Regions from separate parts of the Homo sapiens genome. Here region 2 is linked to region 1. The links are chromatin contacts, found by Hi-C in ENCODE. All regions are on one chromosome and are shown on one strand. Each heading gives the region's core, a stretch centred on a gene start or an enhancer-like site at or near the end of the contact. The rest is flanking DNA. Distances are from core to core; before and after follow the strand shown. Region 1 has its middle 97 kb from the start of LINC02358. Region 2 has its middle 17 kb from the start of LINC02283.

Region 1 (4,697 bases), core at 911-3,410:
TTGAATTTGGCCTTGGCCCTGGCCCTGTGATGTTTTGGCCCATGGAATGTGGGCAGAAGTAACAATGTTCTGGTCTTATAGACCAGCTGAGTCTATAAGAGGCATGGTGAGTTGCTGCCAGTCCTCTTGAGGTTCTATCTTCTGCCATGAGAGAAAAGCATGCCACCAGGCAATTGTCACCCTTTGACCTGAAATCGAGACGTGTAAAGCAGACCTGAAACAGACCCAAGCCTAGAGGCCAGAAAAGCTCAGGCAAGAGCAGCTGGGTACATCTAAACTACAGTGAATGGAAACATGAATACAACATGAATATTCATTATTTCAAGTCATGGAGAATGGGGGAATTATTTGTTATGCAGCATCACAGTAATAGTGGACACCTATGATGTGTTTTTTTTTTAAAAAAAGACAAATTGTCACAACCACTCTTTATGTACAGTATTTCCATTTTACATAAAGGAAAACCAAGGGTCTGAGAGGTTAGAAAACTAGTTTAAATTAATAACTGGTATATCCAGTATTAACATCTAGGTCTGCCTGATTCCAAAGCCTGTTCTCTTTCTACCTCCCTCATGTCATATCCAGAATATTGACACTATGCCACCTATAGAGATCCTTAACTAGCAAAAATTATGCTATTATAGCCAATAACTTTGCATTCTACTTACTAGAGCTAGGCAAGGAATCATTTTGCAAGATGGCATCCAAAATGTCTCTCGGCTCAACTGTCAGTTCCATAAAACGTTCTATTAAGCATAATTCATCCTTCCCTTTCTCCTCTATGCACTCCACACTTCCTGTTATTCAGAGTTGTAAGGTTTTAAAGAGGATTCACATTTCTCCAGGCCGAGATTACCTATGGCTGCAATAGAATTTGACTTGCATTTTGTTTGTTGTCAATACAATAAGCCAGAAACAGATGCAGATCATTGAACTGAAGAATGACTTTTCTCTCTTGATGGCACTTTGAGCAGAAAAAACATCTTTGTCTGATGTATTGTTAAATGAAAAAAAAAAAGCAAAGTGCAGAACAATGTGTATTGTACATCATTTGCATATTTTAAAAGCATATATATGTGTATGTATGAATGTTTATATCTACATAGGATGTCTCTGGAAGAATACTCTAGAAATATAATGGCAGTTGCCTCTGGTTTGGGAACATGGTGGCTGATGGGGAGTGAGGGTGGGAGAGAGAATGATTTTTCACTGAATAGTCCTTTAAAGTTTTTTAAATTGGTGTTCAGGTTTATATTATTCCCCAAAATAATGAATACATTTTTTAAAGACAGAAACTACTTCTTCTACGGCCTATCCCTCTTCACTTTATTTAAGCTGTGTCTATTGTGTCTCAGACACACTGACTTTTTGAAGGGACTTGAGAGGAGGAGCTAGCCCAAGAGGAAGAGGCCCTTTCTGGCATGTTCTCTTCCTCTTGATAGTTGAGGTGCATATAAACATCTTCAAAGTCTCCACGGACAACAGAGACAACACGAACTGGAGCCCACTGGCTCCCACAAGTGAAAGTGATTTTCTTCATTCATGACTCAAAGGCTGTAGAGTAAAAAACAAGAACTGATCAGCTGTTTTTTTGTTTTGTTTTGTTTTTTTTTTTTTTTTTTGAGACGGAGTCTCGCTCTGTCGCCCAGGCTGGAGTGCAGTGGCGGGATCTCGGCTCACTGCAAGCTCCGCCTCCCGGGTTCACGCCATTCTCCTGCCTCAGCCTCCCAAGTAGCTGGGACTACAGGCGCCCGCCACTACGCCCGGCTAATTTTTTGTATTTTTAGTAGAGACGGGGTTTCACCGTTTTAGCCGGGATGGTCTCGATCTCCTGACTGTTTTGTTTTTAAAGACCAAACACGTCATCTTATCTTGTTCTGAGTGAGACAGCTACATGATGAACATCCTAAAAGTTGAAGACCTTGGATTTCCACCTGCAAGCCAACGATGTTTTTCTGTTAAATTCTAATCATATTATTAGAGTTTATTAATTGTTTTAACAAACAGACATCTATGTCCATTCATTTTTTTTCAAAGACAGGGTAAATAAATCAACTTTCAAATCATGTCCTTCTGCAAACACCAGCTGCACAGGAAAAGGAAGGCCGCCTGTTAGCAGCCTCTCGCTGAAGGGCTAGGCTGAGGCTGTCGGTGTGCATGCCCAGAGCAGAGCTGTCTGTTAATGAGTCCTACAGCTCACAGGAAAGAACCTCAGCGGAAAGCAAGAAGGCAGAACAATTGTGTGAACTTAGCTCCCTTTCTTATTCTCCAAACATCTGGCCACTGTATGTGTCATTTCTTTGATTCAAACTTGTTCTGGCGTTATTGATAGGGAAAATCTCCACCTGGGGGCTGGAAGGGACTGCTTCTTCATCAAAGAATAGTTAGCACAGACTCACTTTTAATAGCAAAATAATAGAGCAAGTCACTTATAAACCATGTTTCTGAAATTGCCCAGCCATGCTCTGCCAACTCTTTATGGGGAGAATAAGACAAAAGCTGGAAGCAAAGAGAGAGTAAAGAAAGCCCTTACGATTAGGGGTGAAGAAAAAACAAAGCCTGCAAGACGCCATCTTGGTGTTGGCTAACGATGGGGAAAATCTCTGCTGTTTAATATAGTGCATTTATAAACACAGATGTCAGGGACGGCAAGTTTATTTTTGTAGTTCTGCATCTTACATTTCCTCAATTGATTCTCTTTCTTTTCTTCTTCTACGTCAGAACAACCAAACAGGATTCAAGTGATGCATTTGGATGGCTTGCTTCCCTGAATTGTGTCTATATCCATTAACAGGGCAGACACTTAGTTCCACCTGTAGACATGACAGTTTTGTCATCTTCACAACTGTTCCCATTGTCCTGATCCTTATTTCATTTTACTGGGCTACCTTGAATAACAACCCCCTGGGCTTATTTTACTGGCAGTTAAAATCAGTTTTGGTAGTAATTTTGCCTGGAAATCAGCTATTAAGTTTATGTGCTTGTCAAATTTTAACTATATGCCTAATTTAAAAGTACTTAGAGCCACTTAAATTTGGTTGAGTGCCAATGTTAAGATGCAGTCAAATCTCAATGACTGCACACTGCACGCTTAGTTTGCAGCAGACTTCTTTCCCTTCTGTTTCCAACTCTCTTGTTAGCACCTGCACCAGGAAATGGGTGGGTGGGTAGGTGGGTGGGGTGCAGAGAGTGAAGGAAAATGAAAGTGATGCTGAGCCAGCACCACCAAAGGGATACTCAAAGTCTTACCTTTGGGCTCTAAAAATGAAATCAATGGCACAACTTGAGATTGGGAGAGAATAAATTGGCAGCCACATACTTGAAAGACATGCGAGAGTTTGGTTAACTGCAAGCTTAATATCTTAAAAAAACACAAAATTCATGTTAGACTTATACTAACATGCACCGTTCTAAATGTTTCATAAATATTAACTCTTTTCATTCTCACAGCAACTTTATGAGGTAAATACTATCATTATACCCAATTATCAGATGGAAAATTGAGGTATGAAGAGAATAACTTGCATATAGTTACATTGCTAGAAAGTTCCAGGGTCAGAATTCAAATTCAGCCATTCTGGCTCCAGAATCCACGCTCTGAAGGCTGCACCTTCCTCTGAGCCAGCAGCGGGGTACAGCCACTACAAAACAAATACAGAGTATGTTCCTGTTTGATGTTATCGCTGGCTGAAGCTCTTTGCAATAAATGTCATAAAGCTCAAAGTCTCTATGAAAAGAATAATAGATGTCCAAAGCCAGTTCAATTCTTTCAAATAATAGCAACAAAATAAAATTAGGGAATCTTAAAAATAATTAATATTATCCTTAATATCAACTAGAAATATAAGGGTAAAATTTCAAGCCAAATTAACTTTTCCGGGTCTTCAACTTCTCATCTGCCCAGTGCTTGGTAAGAGCTAGATAATTTCCTAATTCTTTCACATTTTAAGATTCTTATGTTCTCCCACATGATCTTTCAGGTCAGTGATGTCTCCATTTATTCAGTCATACAGAGAATTGGTGTTTTTCCAGCATTAGTTTTTGTTTTTTTTTTTTCGAGATGGAGTCTCACTCTGTCGTCCAGGCTGGAGTGCAGTGGTGTGATCTCGGCTCACTGCAACCTCCACCTCTCGGGTTCAAGCAATTCTCCTGCTTGTACCTCTTTAGTAGCTGGGATTACAGGCACCCGCCACCATGCCTGGCTAATTTTTGTATTTTTAGGAGAGACGAGGTTTCACCATGTTGGCCAGGCTGGTCTCGAACTCCTGACCTCAGGTGATCCACACACCTGGCCTCCCAAAGTGCTGGGATTGGCATTAGTTTTTTAAAAGGCACCTTGCTCGCTTTGTGGGGAACAGTCTGATAAGAAGATGAGACACAGGCATAGGGATACATACAGCTGTATGCAAGGGATACATAAAATGTATGCATACAGCTGTAATGAAAGCTTGTGCAGTGCCAGAGCTGTGGGAATTCTTAGGCAGTATCAGTTAGTGTTCTCATTTGCAGATAACGTTATCACTCTACCTGCTTTATGTAAGAAGTGTTGTTAAGGGAATATTAAACACTCCTAGAATCTTCAGAAGAGCTAGAGGAATAATCTCTGGGCTAATGCTCTAGGAACAATGCTTAACACTACCGTAGAGAACTGACCTGTTAAGGGTGATGCCTCACACTGACCCTGGGACCAACCAGAT
Region 2 (4,697 bases), core at 926-3,425, 630 kb after region 1:
CTGCCTCTTGACCTCTTATGCTTCCCCATGTGACCCTGTGTCACATGACATGCCTTCTCCTCTTGGGAAATGTAGTAAAAATCTTTCAATGGCATTAACTTCTGTGTGATACCACTCAATTCCTTTTATTTATCTTGTTTTTATAGACAAGGTCTCAATCTGTCACCTATGCTGAAATGCAGTCGTGCTATCACAGCTCACTGCAGCCTCAACCTCCTGGGCTCAAACGCTCCTCTTGCCTCAACCTTCTAAGTAGCTGGAAGTACAGGTGTGCACCAACACCAAGACTAGCTAATTTTTTTTTTTTTTTTTTTTTGTAGACACGGGGGTCTCACCAGCTCAGGCTGGTCTGGAACTCCTGACCTCAAGCGATCCTCCTGCCTCAGCCTCCCAAAGCATTGGGATTACAGGCTTGACCCACCATGCCCGGCCTCAATTTGCTTTAAAAATTAAGACATGAGCACAAATCACACCTCTTCCTTTGTAATTCTAGCTATGTTACTACCTTTGAATTTTCTTTTGCTCACCTAAAATATATGAGTAATAAAAAAAATTTATGTGATTGTCATGAGGCTTATTTAAAATATATGATAACAGGACGGGTGTGGTGGCTCATGCCTGTAATCTCAGCACTTTGGAAGGCCAAAATGAAAGGATCACTTAAGACCAGGAGTTTGAGACCAGCCTGGTCAACATGAAGAGACCCCCATCTCTTTTTTTTTTTTTTTTTGAGACAGAGTCTCACTCTGTCACCCAGGCTGGAGTGCAGTAGTATGATCTCGGCTCACTGCAACCTCCGTCTCCCAAATTCAAGCAATTCTTCTGCCTCAGCCTCCTGAGTAGCTGGGACTACAGGCGTGCACCACCATGCCCGACTAACTTTGGTATTTTTAGTAGAGATGGAGTTTCACCATAGTGGCCAGGCTGGCCTCAAACTCCTGTCCTAGTGATCCACCCGCCTTGGCCTCCCAAAGTGCTGGGATTACAGGTGTGAGCTGCCACACCCGGCCCCCATCTCTTAAAAAAAAAGAAAAGTTATAAAAGTCTTTGCACATTATAATCATGTTCATTATTATCACTAACTCTCAAGAATGTGATCTGCTAGTGCCTTTTTCCCAGCAAACTCAGCTTCTTACAGGCACAATATTGTCAATGAATTCATGTTCATGAAGCATCACCCCTGTCCAGATGCAGGGCATCCTATAACCCAGGTAAATTCACTGTGATCTGACCAAGCAACAGATATAGAGCTATGAGAAACAGGATTGGTTGGTCTTACCTAATGCATACAAAACTCTTCACTTAAAAGAGAAAAATTAGTAAAAAGGACTCCCCCTGTGTATTTTTTTAAATGTTATATTTATGATCATTCTAGCTAGAACTTTTCAGGAGTCCAACTATTCAGAACTTGACTATTAAGCCTTTGTTTAAACCCAATTGTTAGTTTATAAAAACTTCCCGCTAGACTCTCAATTATTGTTGTTCTAAACACAATGATTTGAGAACAAAAATGAAACAAAAGATGTTTTAGAAAGAAAAGAAAGGCAATACATGAAAAAAAGCAGACAGAAGGAAAATGGCCTTTTCCAGCAGCAAAATGCTGTTCTTGTTATTCCAAAACATAACAGTAATTCTACAGAGAGCCTCCCACAGTTTCAAGTTGCTAACAAAGAAAGGCTTGTCCAATACCAGTCAGAGAGTATCAGAACCAAGATGGTGACTCTCTTTAAAGGAACTCAGCATGAGAAAATTTCTAGATTTCCCATAGCATTTAATGCTAACTCCATGTGGTTCAGAGTGAGAACAGATTGCAGCAGGATCACAACCAGAATGAGGCATGTGAGATGCCTGAGGTGCAAAATTTAAGGAGGCACATGGACTCCCAACTCTGTTGAGTGTCCCTGGTCCCCACCCTATGGTACAGCTACAAGGATAAAGAATTTCCATTCTAACACCATTAACATAGAGGAGCTCTATCAAGTGGCTAGCCCTCAGCTGTAGCATAGTCTAAATACACACTATTGTATGCTGTACTCCACGCTGAAGCAGGCCTCTATGGATGGACTGGGTCCTTTGCCAAGTAGCTTTCATAGAAATCTAACGACAGTCCTGAATTTGAAGAGGAACTGAAACTAAACATTTGCTTATTCAGACCAGAAGTAGAACAAACTCTCAGCCTCAGTGAGGTACAAGTCAGTGTTTCTGAGAAATTCACAAGTTCTACAAAAACACCTTTTATGAAAGTAGCCACCACCCAAGATCACCCACGTACTTAATTCCAGTAGTGCTTGGGGTAAAAAATTTCCCTATATCTAGTTCTTCCTTTAGCCTCACTCACTCCAGGCTTGGACAGGTTGCCAGTAAAACTCTGGGTTTTTTTTTAAATCTGGGATACAATTATTCCCATAAGTCTGATGGCAAATGAGTGCATTCTGTGGAGTGTTTGGTTTTTCCAGATTCAAGAAAAGCTCTATTTAACTGCAAAGGGTGCTTTTCAGCTGTGTCCCTACTAAAAGCTTCCCATACAGTCACTCTCAAGACTGTTGTTCTTTTTTCACTAGAGACGGCCACAGTCATTATGTTGTAAGCATTCTGAGTTGATGCACATGGGAAGGAACTTCGGGGTCAACATTCAATCTGGCTTCAGGAGTTGCCAGATTTGAGTGTTGGTTTCTCAGTTAGTCTGCTGCCCCGAAGCTCCCCCATAAATCCTTCTGTGAATGGGTAATTTATTCAATCCTGCAACAAATATTTACTGAGCACTTACTCTGAACCAGCACTGTTCCAGGCACCAGGGATGTATCAGTGAACAAAACATGCAAATTCTGTCATCACATAGTTTACATTCTAGAAGGGGAGGCAGAAAATAACCAAAAGCACGTCAATAAACTATACAGTAAGTTAGAAGATTATACGTTGTAGGGGAAGAAAGAGAAAGTTGAGCAGGGTAGGTGGGATGGGATGTGCTGGGGATGGGGGCAGCATAGAGGTGGACATGGTGGGATGGTGCCGATGGCAAGGTTAAATAGGACTGTCAAAGTCGGCCTCTTGGAAAAGATGAAATTAAGGAGATACTTTAAGGAAGTGAGAGGATTATCCAAAGATAACTAGGGAAAGAGCATTCCATACAAAGGGAACAGCCAGTTCAAAGGCCATGACAGGGGTGTGTTCTTGTTGTGCTCTAGAAACTGCAATGAGGCCCGTGAGGTTGGAAGGAAGTGAACAAAGAGAACGGAAGAGAACTTTGAAGAGGTGACGAAGGCCAGATCGTGACAGGCCTTGATAAGTGTAAGACGAAAAGACATTGCACGGTTTTGAGCAGAAGAGTGATCATGACTTCATTTTAAAAGGATTCCTCTAGCTGCTGCTTTGAAAATAGTCTGTTGTGGGAGGGAAAACAGCAAAGTGGGGAGACTTTTGAGGAGCCTACTGCAGTCATACAGGTGAAAGGTCATGATGGCATGGCCCAGGGTGGCAGCACTAGAGAGAGTGAGAGCGGTCAGATTCTGAATAGATTTCAGGTATGCTTAAGGGAGAACCAGAATCTTGGCAGATTAGACACAGAACGTGAGAAAGAGGATTGCCAAGGATGACTCCAAGATTTGGGGCATGAGCAACTGGAAAATTAGAGTTGCCATCAACTGAGATGATGGACACTGATGGTGGATCAAGCTTGAGAGAAGGAAGAAGTTAAGTTTTTTGTTTTTTTGGTTTTTTTGTTTGTTTGTTTTTTGAGATGGGGTCTCGCTCTGTCACCCAGGCTGGAGTGCAATGGCACAATCTCGGCTCACTGCAACTTCCGCCTCCTGGATTCAAGAGATTCTCCTGCCTCAGCCTCCTGCGTAGCTGGGATTACAGGTGCGCACCATCATGCCCAGTTAATATTTGTATTTAGTAGAGATGAGGTTTCACCATGTTAGTCAGGCTGGTCTCAAACTCTTAACCTCATGGTCAGCCTGCCTCAGCCTCCCAAAGTGCTGGGATTACAGGTGTGAGTCATCGCATCTGGCTTGGAAGTTAAGTTTTTTGTTTGTTTTGTTTTGTTTTGAGACAGGGTCTCACTCTAGTCGCCCAGGCTGGAGTGCAGTGGCATGATCACAGCTCACTGCAGCCTCGACTTCCTGGGCTCAGGTGATTCTCCCACCTCAGTCCCCTGAGTAGCTGGGACTGCAGGCATGGGCCACTATGTCTTGCTAATTTTTTGCATTTTTAGTAGAGACAGGGTTCTGCCACATTGCCCAGGCTGGTCTCAAACTCCTGGGCTCAAGTGATGGAAATTGTTTTGAAGGTAAGAGATCAGCTACTTTATATCCTGGCATGCCTGCAGTCCCAGCTACTGGGAAACTGAAGTAGGATGATCTCTTGAGCACAGGATCTCTTTGAGTCCAGCCTGGGCAATGTAGTGAGACCCCATCTCTAAAACAGATATATATAGCTGATAGATAGATAGATAACAGATAGATAATAGATAGATAGATAGATAGATAGATAGATAGATAGATAGATAGATCAACTATTTGACATTCAAATGAAGATGTTGAGTAGGCAGTTGGACACACAACGAGATAGCGAGAGAGAGAGAGAGAGAGAGGCCTGGGTTACAAATATACATTTAGGATCTGCCAGCATATAGATAGTATTTGAAGCCCTGAAGTTAGATGAGACCAAAAAAACAAACAAACAAGACTCTTAGAGAG

The links. Hi-C counts contacts between places; a loop is a spot of excess contacts on that map. Pooled maps may share reads with other maps.
Region 2: a map of naive thymus-derived CD4-positive, alpha-beta T cell shows a loop between it and region 1 (7-fold over the local background). The contact joins two enhancer-like sites. A Hi-C loop is called at or near these places in 16 of 168 maps with a recorded cell type or tissue (Right ventricle myocardium inferior, adrenal gland, cardiac septum and 8 more), 11 of 37 single-sample maps with no recorded cell type and 15 of 50 pooled maps.

Annotation. Positions count from the first base shown.
Region 1 is chr4:54,939,659-54,944,355 of GRCh38, reverse strand. No RefSeq gene overlaps it. Among named protein-coding and RNA genes, the nearest start is that of LINC02358, 97 kb to the right of the region's middle. Within about 2 kb of position 2,160, at least 9 of the 41 ENCODE cell types and tissues checked have a DNase peak (open chromatin) inside an H3K27ac peak, as active enhancers do.
Region 2 is chr4:54,313,214-54,317,910 of GRCh38, reverse strand. No RefSeq gene overlaps it. Among named protein-coding and RNA genes, the nearest start is that of LINC02283, 17 kb to the left of the region's middle. Within about 2 kb of position 2,175, at least 2 of the 41 ENCODE cell types and tissues checked have a DNase peak (open chromatin) inside an H3K27ac peak, as active enhancers do.